Regions from separate parts of the Homo sapiens genome. Here region 1 is linked to region 2. A link is a loop called in an ENCODE intact Hi-C map of the cell type or tissue named here. Cell type or tissue: ovary. All regions are shown on one strand.

What was found. A loop is a pair of places that touch in the nucleus more often than their neighbours do. Peaks named below come from ENCODE experiments on the same cell type or tissue, not always from the same donor. Only the 100,000 strongest peaks of a DNase experiment are listed, where the experiment ranks them.
Region 1: it touches region 2 in a loop (2.3-fold over the local background); 9 of 110 quality-filtered maps call a loop at or near these places.

What each region holds. Positions count from the first base shown.
Region 1 is chr9:135,700,603-135,703,102 of GRCh38, forward strand. KCNT1 (potassium sodium-activated channel subfamily T member 1) reads left to right here and starts at 1,583. Exons shown (of 31, transcript NM_020822.3): 1 at 1,583-1,766. The coding sequence starts at 1,657. It also overlaps a transcript of SOHLH1 not described here. RefSeq lists a silencer at 1,382-1,511. In ovary, a CTCF peak has its summit at 1,497 (motif pointing right); no DNase peak of the experiment used is centred here; H3K4me3 peaks cover 552 bases; H3K27ac peaks cover 382 bases.
Region 2 is chr9:135,966,690-135,969,189 of GRCh38, forward strand. No RefSeq gene overlaps it. Among named protein-coding and RNA genes, the nearest start is that of UBAC1, 6.6 kb to the left of the region's middle. RefSeq lists an enhancer at 1,762-2,395. In ovary, a CTCF peak has its summit at 1,041 (motif pointing right); a DNase peak (open chromatin) is centred at 1,042.

The sequences.
Region 1 (2,500 bases), 270 kb before region 2:
GTGCCCCAGTCTCCTGTGGAGAAGGCGCGGCTCTGGGCCTCGGGCTGGCATCCTGGACTTTGGGCCAAAGATGGGTGAAGGGTGTTTGGAGCAGAGGGAGGTTATGTAATATAAGGTGGTGTCTCCATCCCTGCTCCGCCCAGCCTTGGCTGCAGGTCAGACATGGAGGAGGACGGGGTTGGAGAGGAGGGCAAAAGCTCTCGGGGACCTGGGCCCCTCTCCCGGCCCTGCCCCTGGCCAGGGAGGGATGGACGGGCTGGCGATCTGGGGCTCCTCAGTGGCAGAGTGGGGCCAAGTTTTTGTTTCCCTAAAGCCCTCGGAATGTCATCAAACCTGTGACTCTCCTGCCGTTGACAACACGTGTAATTACTGCTAATTAATCACAGATGCAGATGGTGCGGCCTCTCAGTTTTTTCTGAGTTCCCCAGGCAGGAGGGCGTTGGCAGAAAGGCCACCATCTTGCCCCGGCGGCACCCGCCCAGGGGTGGTGGGACCCCGGCAGCAGCACCGGCCAATCTAGGGACCTGAGGAAAAACCCCCAAGATGCCCACGAGCTGTGTGGCGGGGGCACAGGCTGAACCTCTGCTGGGGACTTAGCATCCTAGACTTCCCCGAGTGTTCCCCACCCACCCCTCAAAAGCATCTGTGTTCAGCCTGCTGCCTCCTGGAGAAACAGGGAAGGACCCTCTGGAGAGACACTGGGGAGGCCAGGGACCACAAAGTACATGGCATGCGCCCTCCAAATGGACCTGGCCCTCCCCCTGGCCCTCGTGGGCACAGTCCTGGCTTAGTGAGGGGCCTGGTCCACCCTGCAAACCAACAAAGCTCTGGGGACAGAAATCGCAGTTCTCCAGAGCTCTGTGTGAGGCTGAGCCAGGGTGACGCATGTGTAACAGTGTGAGCACGTGCACGGGAAAGGGGGCCCGCAGGGGGACCCTCTGCTTCCTAGTCTTTGGCCTGCAGCATCTTAAGTTGGGGCCCCTCCCCACCCGTCTAAAGGTGCTGTGTGTGCCCGTCTGGGTGAGAGCACAGGGCGGGGTGCAGTCATCCCCCTCCCCCAGGCCAAGCCCAGGATGTGGCGCCCACCCACAGATGCCGCAGCCTGCGGGGGGTGTGGGGGCGGGGGGGCGGGGAGTCGTCTTGAATCTGGCTTGTGTTCAATGACCAGTGTTGACCACGGCAGAGCAGCACAAGCGGGAGGTGCTGACGGTCCCTGGGCGCAGCGGCTGGACGCTGGCGGTCCGAGCAGCGCATGTGCCCTGCTGCCCGCCAAGGACCCAGAGCCCCCTGAGCCCCCGCCCACCACGGAGCCCTCCCAGGGGTGTAGGGCCCGGTGGCGGCGCGCTTGGGCTTTTCTAGCCATTGACGAACCCCGTCCTGTTTTTCGGAGTTTTGAGGGCTCAGAGGGCCGCGGCGGGAGCGGATCGCCCTCCCTACCCCGCACCCCCGTCCCAGCCTGGGCCAGAGCCGCCGCGGGTCCCGGCGCGGCCGGCAGGGGGCGCGCGCGGACAGACGCCTGCACCCGACCCTGGAACTGGCGTCTTTTCCTCGCTAATCTGCGAGGAAAAAAAAAATGTTTTTCAGGGCAACGCGAGGGAAGAAGGTGGCGGCTCCCACTCGCTTCTCCCTCGGGTCGGGTCCGAGCTGCCAGGCCGCATGCCACTCCCTGACGGGGCGCGGACCCCGGGGGGCGTCTGCCGGGAGGCGCGCGGCGGGGGCTACACCAACCGGACCTTCGAGTTTGACGACGGCCAATGCGCCCCCAGGTACAGTCTGCTGCGCCCTCCCCACGCGGGGAGGCCCCGGTCTAACCTAAGACCCCCAAGTTCCCCCTCAGGCTCCCGCACCCTCCAGGACCCGCCATTCCCAGGGCCATCCAACTTCCCCAGGACCCGCGAGTGCCCTCCCAACCACCTTGGGGAACAGGGGCGCCCCTCAGGGTGGGCCGCACTAATCAGCAGGTGCCGAGGCAGCAGCGTCCGTCCCCATCTGTCCTCGACCTGGTAAGAAGCTGGGGGGAGCGGCCGTGGCTACATGGGGGTCCTGAGCATCTCCCAGGTGTGGGGAGTGGCAGGGAGGCTGGGGGCGGTGCAGGGCCTTCCATCTCCCCCAGCCCCTGCCCCACCCCAGCTTGGGGAGGAAGGTTCCATCCTTCTTGTGTGGCATGGCAGTGCTCGGCCAGGGTGGGGTGCCCGGCGAGGTTACCCCACACAGTAGGGGGTTTCCAGAGCAACCTTCCAAGGAAGAGTCCCCAGTGGGAAGTGGGCTAAGTGGCTGTCAGATGAGGGCGGGAGTCCTGGGTTCTGGTCACTCCTCGTTCCCCGCTGGCCTATCCCTGGGAGGAGAGGGCCAGTTGAGAATGGCATTCAGGTGACCTGGAGCTAGCTGTTCCCTGTGCAGTGTCCTGGGATGCCATGCGTCTGCCGTCCACCCAGTGACCAGTGCAGAGGCACGGACCGGCAGCTGAGTGGGACAGTCCTGAGCGGAGGTTGCCCCAGGG
Region 2 (2,500 bases):
TGCAGCAGGAAGAAGATAGACAAGGCTTCCGGTCTGCTGGAGAATGAGCCCCGTGCTCCTAGGGTGGGGGAGGGGCCGCTTCGGGGGCCTCTTCGTTGCAGCAACAGACCCCAGCTCTGACCAGTTCAGGCAGAAAAGGAATTCACGGAGGGGTTTCTGGGGCGCTCTCAGAACCTCCTGTGGCCAGGAGGACCAGGCTGGGCCCCAAGACCATGCTGCAGAGGGGCCTCCAGGAGAGCCCACCACCACAGCCACGCCAGGCACCCTACCCCAGCCCCAACCACAGCCACACCGGGCACCCTACCCCAGCCCCAACCACAGCCACGCCGGGCACCCTACCCCAGTCCCAACCACAGCCACGCCGGGCACCCTACCCCAGTCCCAACCACAGCCACGCCGGGCACCCTACCCCAGTCCCAACCACAGCCACGCCGGGCACCCTACCCCAGCCCCAACCACAGCTACAGGAGCAGGCTCCGCGGCGGTGGCGTCAGCCCTCGGAACTCCCTGCAGCTCTCAGGAAGGGGCAGGCCAGGTGCGTTGTCCTGGAGCTGCCTGCCAGTTCCCCCTGCCTCGTTTGGTCTGGGCGTAGCTGCCCAAGGCCCTGCAGGGAATCAGCGAAGGCCCAGGTGACAGATTCCCTGCATCTGCAGGGGCAGAGCCAGTCCTGGCCCGAGGCCTGGAGTGAGGCCACCCCAGCCTGCCCTGGCTCTTGCCATGGCCCTGAGAGTTCCCTGGAGGAGCCCCAGCTGCCCTGGGTGGTGGCAGCTAAGGACAAGGCCATCCTGCCCACGGTCTCCCCGACCCCTGCCTCGACTTAGCTCCCTGGGCAGATGTGGCCAGAGCCCCCAGCCCCCGTATGGTGTCAGCGCCTGGCTGGGCAGGCCAAGCAGGGTCTCCTGGCAAAGGGGGCTCCAAGTGTGACTGAGGTGGGGTGTGCCGCTCTCATCCACTGCACCCCCAGGTGGCCTGGACCCAACCCGAAACTCAACAAGCAGCAGCCTGGCCGTGGTGCCTCAAGCCAGCCACTAGAGGGTGCAGTTGAGCTGTCAGCCTGCCTGGAGGGGCGAGGTGGTGGGGGTGAGTGTGCAGGCGTGTGTGTGTGTGTGTGTGTGTGTGCGCGCGCGCGCGCGCCTGTGTGTGGGCGTGTTGTGTGCATGTGTGCATATGTGTGCACTGTGTATATGTGCCATGTGTATGCGTGCATGTGTCCGTGTGTGTATATGTGTGCGTGTGCATGTGTGCCATGTATGCATATGTGTGCATGTTCATGTGTGCGGGGGGGTGTGCACCTGTGTGTGGGCGTGTTGTGTGCATGTGTGCACTGTGCATATGTGCTGTGTGTGTGCATGCATATGTCTGCATGCATGTGTGTGTGCCATGTATGCATATGTGTGCATGTTTATGTGGGGGGGTGTGCATGTTGCTGTGCATGTATATATGGGTGCATGTGTGCCTGTGTGTGTGAATGACTCAGGGCCTCGGGGCCTGAGATTGCTGCTTCTGATCCACAAACCCTGCAGGGGGCCATGCGAGAGCCTGGGCTGGGAGCAGGAGCTGGCCTACAGGGGTGGGGGATGCCTGGAGCTCTAAGGACCCTGATAGCTCAGGCCAGCACCTCCAGAGAGGGGCACTGGAAATGGGCCGTAAAGGATGACTAAGAGTTCTCTAGGCAGCAGGAGGGAGGAGGTTGGAGGGCGGCACCGAGGCATTCTGACTCCCAGGCCCCTATGGGTGTGCTGGGAAACCCAGCTTGAAAAGCACAGCTCTGGTTCAACCCCCTGCAGCAGGAGACGCTCAGGTGCAGAGAGAGGAGTGGATGAGCATCTAGTCACTGGTCCTGCTCACTGAAAAAGCAGCATCAGGCCCCACACAGTCAGTCCCTGGGGACTCCAGGGTTCTCGGAACATGGTCCCCCACCCTGCCCACAAGGCCTCCCTCCGTTACTCTCCAGCAGCCCCGGAAAGGGACAGCCGCTGTAGGAGGGTCCTGGGGCTGCTGGAACAAGGCCCTGCAAACCAGGGTTCTTAAAACAATAGAAACGCATCCTCCCCTGTCTGGAGGCCAAAAACCCTAAGCCAAGGCCCTGGCTGGCTTGGCTGCTTTCAAGGCTCCGAAGGGGGGGTCTGTCCCAGCTTTCATGGCACTCCCTGGCCTGTGGTTGCATCACTCCAATCCCTGCCTCTGTCCTACGTGGCCTCTTCTCTGTGTCCTCTTCTCTTCTTATACAGATACCAGTCGTTGAATTCAGGGTCCACTCTAAATCCAGGATGATCTCATCTTGAGATTCTTAACTAATGATATTTGCAAAGAGTCTGCTTCCAAATAAAGCCACATTTGGAGGCTACAGGTAGACATGAGTTTTGGGGTCCCCTACTCAACTCACTGCACCCACGAAGAGGTTATAGGCATTCGCTAGGACAGGGCATGTCCTCGTCACCCTGCCCGGCCTCAACAGTCCCACCCTGTCCTTGCCCAGGGCAGGCCAAACCCATCTTCA